Linked DNA regions of Homo sapiens: region 2 is linked to region 1. A link is an interaction called in ENCODE POLR2A ChIA-PET data of the cell type or tissue named here. Cell type or tissue: endothelial cell of umbilical vein. All regions are shown on one strand. Each heading gives the region's core, and the rest is flanking DNA. Links, peaks and the distances in the headings are about the cores only. Region 1 overlaps LOC105371901 (a long non-coding RNA gene). Region 2 has its middle 26 kb from the start of LACAT1.

What was found. Peaks named below come from ENCODE experiments on the same cell type or tissue, not always from the same donor. Only the 100,000 strongest peaks of a DNase experiment are listed, where the experiment ranks them.
Region 2: POLR2A ChIA-PET joins it to region 1 with 6 read pairs; 12 of 35 experiments call an interaction of 5 or more read pairs at or near these places.

The regions. Positions count from the first base shown.
Region 1 is chr17:77,133,502-77,136,402 of GRCh38, forward strand. The region is part of intron 2 of LOC105371901 (a long non-coding RNA gene); the gene reads right to left. It also overlaps a transcript of SEC14L1 not described here. Among named protein-coding and RNA genes, the nearest start is that of SEC14L1, 6.0 kb to the right of the region's middle. In endothelial cell of umbilical vein, for the core only: no CTCF peak of the experiment used is centred there; no DNase peak of the experiment used is centred there.
Region 2 is chr17:77,226,111-77,229,011 of GRCh38, forward strand. No RefSeq gene overlaps it. Among named protein-coding and RNA genes, the nearest start is that of LACAT1, 26 kb to the right of the region's middle. In endothelial cell of umbilical vein, for the core only: no CTCF peak of the experiment used is centred there; a DNase peak (open chromatin) is centred at 1,641.

The DNA.
Region 1 (2,901 bases), core at 168-2,667:
ACAGTGTCTTGCTATGGACTCTTGGGAATCCTGTGCTTCGGTCCCAAGGGCACCTGGTATGTGTAGCCTTTACGCGGCACCCATCAAGGCTTCCATTCACCAAATGAGAGGCGACAACAGACAGGTGAGGAGAACTCACTAATAAAGATGCTCTGTGCTGGGCACGGTGGCTCACCCCTGTAATCCCAGCACTTTGGGAGGCCGAGGCGGGTGGATCACATGAGGTCAGGAGTTCGAGACCAGCCTGGCCAAGATGGAGAAACCCCGTCTCTACTAAAAATACAAAAATTAGCTGGGCGTGGTGGCAAGCACCTGTAGTCCCAGCTACTCGGGAGGCTGAGGCAGGAGAATCACTAGAACCCAGGAGGTGGAGGTTGCAGTGAACTAAGATCATGCCACTGTACTCCAGCCTGGGCAACAGAGTGAGACTCCATCTCAAAAAAAAAAAAAAAAAAGCTCTGGAAGCGAGGGGCACAGTCACGGTGTTTCAGAGTGCCCACTCTCGTAATTCGACTTTAAAGGGATCCTGTCTGAGGAAAACAGGAGGAGTGCTGCAAGACAAGGGCAGCAGCCTTCTCTTTCTCTGCTGCAGCGCTGCGGTCCCACCAACCTGCCTTCACTGTTTGTTACCTGATGTCACTTACCCTGCCCGGTGTTGACTCCACCCTGTTCAGCCTGTGGATGACTATTAGCCCAGAGAACAGAGAAAGGAACAGTGCCACTTGAACACAACATGCAACACACACACACTTTTTTTTTTTTTTTGGAGACATGGTCTCTCTCTGGCACCGAGGCTGTAGTGCAGTGCTGCAATCATGGCTCACTGCAGCCTCAACCTCCTGGGTTCAAGTGATCCTACTGGCTCAGCCTCCCAAGTAGCTGGAACTATAGATGCGAGCCACCATGACCAGCTAAATTTTAAATTTTTTGTTGAGGCCGGGTGCGGTGGCTCATGCCTGTAATCCCAGCCCTTTGGGAGGTGGAGGTGGGTGATCACTTGAGGTCAGGAGTTCTAGACCACCCTGGCCAACATGGTGAAACCCCATCTCTACTTAAAACAAACAAACAAAAAATACAAAAATTAGGCAGGTGTGGTGGCGCATGCCTGTAATCCCAGCTACTTGAGAAGCTGGGCAGGAGAATCGCTTGAACCCAGGAGGCGGATGTTGCAGTAAGCCGAGATTGTGCCACTGCACGCTAGCCTGGGTGACCGAGCAAAACTCTGTCTCAAAAATAAATTAAATAAATAAAATAAAATACTTTTTTTGTTGTTGTTGAGACAGGGTCTCACTGTGTTTCCCAGGTTGGTCTTGAACTCCTGAGCTCAAATAATCCTCCCACTTCAGCCTTGTAAAGTGCTGGGATGACAGGCGGTAGCCACCGTGTCCAGCTGCAAACAATTCTTATGTTCTGTTTTTGTTTTTTGTAAAAAGATTGTGTCCTGTCACATTGGCTTGAGTATTTACACTCATTGTCCTGGTTTCCATTCTCTCCTCAACCCACTGCTGCCTGTCTTCTGTCCCTGAAGCCTGGTGAATTCATGTCTAGCAAGGACACCAGTGGCCCTCTTATTACCGAAGCCCAGGAGCTATCTTATTTCTCGTTCTGTTACCCATCTTTTGGCTCTATTGACCCCATACCACTTGACACTGTTGGGGAGCAGGGCATCACTTCTCTCTCCTGGTTCTCCTTCCACCTCTCTGCTTATCAGCATCCTTCCCTGGTTCTTGTTCACATCCTGACTCTTAATAGTTGGAGTTCTTTAGAATTCTGCTCTTGGTTTTCTTTGCATCTGAGTGATACCATACTCCCACCAGTAACTTCATTCAGCCTTGGATAAGTTCCTGCCTAGTCAACTGTTTCTGTTCTGTGAGGCTTTCCTCAACTCCCCAGAGACTGGCTCCATAGCACTGTCCCTATTTCTCATTTCTAGCACTTATCACACTGTGTATAGACTTAGTTTATTCTGTAATTCTTTCTTTCTCTCTTTGTCTTTCTCTCTTTCTTTCTCTCTTTCTTTGTCTTCCTTCCTTCCTTTCTTTCGAGACAGTGTTGCTCTGTCTCTCAGGCTATCTCTCAGGCTGGAGTGCAGTGGCACAATCAGGGCTCACTGCACCCTCAACCTCCTGGGTTCAAGTGATCCTCCTGCCTCAGCCTCCCGAGTAACAAGGACTACAGGCATGTACCACCATGCCTGGCTAATTTTTTAAAAATTGTTTGTAGAGATAGGGGTCTTGCTATGTTGTCCAGGCTGGTCTGGAACTCCTGGGCTCAAGCAATCCTTCCAACTTGGCTTCCCAAAGATTGCAGGCATAAGCTATGTATCTGGCGCCTCTCTCTCTCTCTTTCCTTCTTTCCTTCCTTCCTTCTCTTTCTTTTCTATTTTTTTGAAACAGAGTTTCGCTCTGTCACCCAGGCTGGAGTGCAGTGGCACTATCTTGGCTCACTGCAAGCTCCATCTCCCGGGTTCATGCCATTCTCCTGCCTCAGCCTCCTGAGTAGCTGGGACTATAGGCACCAGCCACCACGCCCGGCTAATTTTTTTTTTTGTATTTTTAGTAGAGACGGGTTTCATGTGTTAGCCAGGATGGTTTCGATCTCCTGACCTTGTGACCTGCCCGCCTCGGCCTCCCAAAGTGTTGAGATTACAGGCGTGAGCCACTGCGCCTGGCCCCTTCTCTTTCTTTCTTTCTCTTTTGCTTTCTTTCTTTTTCTTTTCTTTCTTTTCTCTTTCCTTCCTTCCTCTTTCCTTTCTTTCTTTCTCTCTTTTTCTCTCTCTCTTCCTTTCTTTCTCTCATCCTCACCCTGCCCTGCCCTCCCTCTCCCCTTCCCTCCCTTCCTTCCTTTCTCTTTCTTTTTTCTTTCTTTCTCTTTCCTTCCTCCTTCTTTCTTTTGAAATTT
Region 2 (2,901 bases), core at 292-2,791, 93 kb after region 1:
CACTGCAACCTCTGCTTCCTGGGTTCAAGTGATTCTCCTGCCTCAGCCTCTTGAGTATCTGGGATTACAGTCACCTGCCACCACTCCCGGCTAATTTTGTATATTTTTAGTAGAGAGGGGTTTCACCATGTTGGCCAGGCTGGTCTCAAACTCCTGACCTCAGGTGATCCACCCATCTCGGCCTCCCAAAGTGCTGGGATTACAGGCTTGAGCCACTGCGCCCAGCCTTACCTGGGTACTTTTATGTGTCAGCTTGACTGGGCCACGGGGTTCCCAGATGTGTGGTCAGACATTATTCTGGGTGTCTGTGGGTGAGTTTAACATTTAAATCAGTGGACTGAGAGGAGTAGACTGTGCTCCCTAGTGTGGGGGGGCCTCATCCAGTCAGTTGAAGGCCTGCATAGAACAAAAAGCCTCACCCTCCCCCGAGGAAGAGAATTCTCCGGACTGCCTGCCTTCAGACTGGGACACTGGCTTTTTCCTGCCTTGGAACTTGAATGCTGGCTCTTCTTGGGCCTCAAGCCTCAGACTGGAACCCTGTGGTCCGCTCTCCTGGGCCTCCAGCTTGCCGACTGCAGCAGATCTTGGGACTTAACCTCTGCAATCACATGAGCCGAATCCTTGTCATCTCTGTGTGTGTGATTCTCTGTCTCTCTACACACATGTACATACACCCTGTTGTTCTGTTTCTATAGGAGATGTGCTCCAAAATCCTGGAACTGCAAAACCTTTGACTTCTACAAAAAATGGGTTAATCTGGAATCATCTCTCCTTGGTTCGTATGTGTGTGTGTATGTGTGTGTTTGGGGTTTTTCTTCCCATCAATAGGCTTATCCCAACCGGTTGCAGTGGCTCACTCCTGTAATCCCAGCACTGTAGGAGGCTGAGGCAGGCAGATCGCTTGAGCCCAGGGGTTCGAGACCAGCCTGACTAACATGGTGAAACCCCATCTCTACTAAAAACACAAAGATTAGCTGGGTGTGGTGGTGGGCGCCTATAATACCAGCTACTTGGGAGGCTGAGGCACAAGAATCAATTGAACCTGGGAGGCAGAGGTTGCAGTGAGCCGAGATCGTGCCACTGCACACCAGCCTGGGTGACAGAGTGAGGCTCTGTCTCCAAAAAAAAAAAAAAAAAAAAAAGGAAAATAAAATTAAAACATTTTTGTGGACACCTAAAGGATCATGGGCCCAGTGGAGAAGGTGGCCCTCCTCCCTTCCTCAGAGCCCCCGAGCCCTGCCCTGTGGGGTGGGAAAGAAGGGGACCTGCCCAGTGTCACGGTCAGTGGCCAAGCTGGACGACAGGTAATCCCTGAGTCCTGCCCCAGCCAGCCCTGCCCTCTGCTCTCCCAGAACCTAGAATCTGGGGGAAGATTGAACAAGCTCTTCCTTGAAGGGAGGGCGCCGCCTCCTCTCACCCCCTGCCACGGGCATCGGTGTGAGGCTGTGCTGGGGGCTGTGCTCACCCTCTGCGTCCCCGATGGGGCAGTGTCTGGTACCTGTGGAGTTCCTGGAAGAATCTGTGCCCTGATTGCCATTGTGAGCTGTGCCGGGGAGGCTCTGTAGGAGAGGAGGAGCAGTTAGCCGACTATTGGGGCGTGGGACAGGCTGGTCACGGGGCTCCGCTTCCTGGAGGGCTGCTGCTTTCGTAGGCCTGGCATCCGCCCCTCCAGCCGCATGCTGTCTGATTGTTCCCTGCAGGAGGTGCCAGCCCCTAGCTCTGGCAGCATCAGAGGAGCACATGAACCGAATGCTTCCAGAAGGCTCTGCGGCTGGTGGGGAGAAGGCTCTGGAGACCTTCAGTGAGTTGTGGCCTGTTCCCCGCTTCTCTCCGCACCGTTGGATGAGCCTCCTGTGGCATGGCTGGAAGGGCTGGGCGCTGAGGGTGTAGGCATCAGGACAGCTTTGCCTGGGCTGCCCACATTCTCTGCCCTGGGGGGACAGGGGCAGCTGGCGAAGCCCTCGTGTGGTGTCTCAGTGAAGTGCCCAGTGATGGGCTAGGGCCACCCCTGTCCTGAGCCTCCCCATGGCCCTCCAGTTCTTCCCTCCCTCCCACCTGCTCCTGTCTCCTTCGTTTTCTGTTTCTGTCTGGGTTGACTCATGACATACCTGAGAGCCTCCTGGCTTCAGCCTCTCTGCCATCCCCAGAGCAAGGAGGGCTCGGGGGGCACACAGTGTGGGAAGAGGCTGGACGGGAAGGCCAGAGGGTCACAATGGGTGGCGGGCGCCCTCCCTGCTGCCCCGTCTCGCCCGGCTCCCAGAGTCACTCATTCGGGCTCACTCTGGGCCCTCAGCTGCTCCCTCTGATCCCAGCCTCAAAGGTGCAGCTGGTCTGGTTAGACACGTGTTCTCAGAAGGAGCAGAGAGTGATGCATTAATTTATCCTTTGTTGACTCTGAAAGTCAAAAGCTCCCGGGGAATCTGGACTAATCTCTCTCCTAGAAGTGGCTGATTATTTGTAAAAGGATCTGAGCTTGCTGAGTGTCACATGGCAGTGGGACCTCCATGCAGGTCCCTGAGTGGCCATGCCGCTCTCCTCCCCTTCCCGCCCAGGCCAGGCCTCCAGTGCTGTGCTTCCGCTGTTTCGTCTGCCTGGGACGCTCCCGCCCCTGGAGAAGGAGAACTCAGGAAGCTCTTCCCTGAAGACATTTGTGGGGGCTTGGCCAGCCTCCCTTCCTGTCCCCCTTGTCCCCTGCACAGACTTTTGTGCAACGCTGCGATGATTTATTTTATTTTTTATCTCTTGTAGTGATGGGGTCTAACCATGTTGCCCAGGCTGGTCTCAAATTCCTAGGCTCAAGCGATCCTCCCGCTTCGGCCTCCCAAAAGGCACAGACACAAGCCACCGTGCCCGGCCCTGTGATGTTCATGGAACTGACTTGTCCCACGTCTGTCTCCTTCT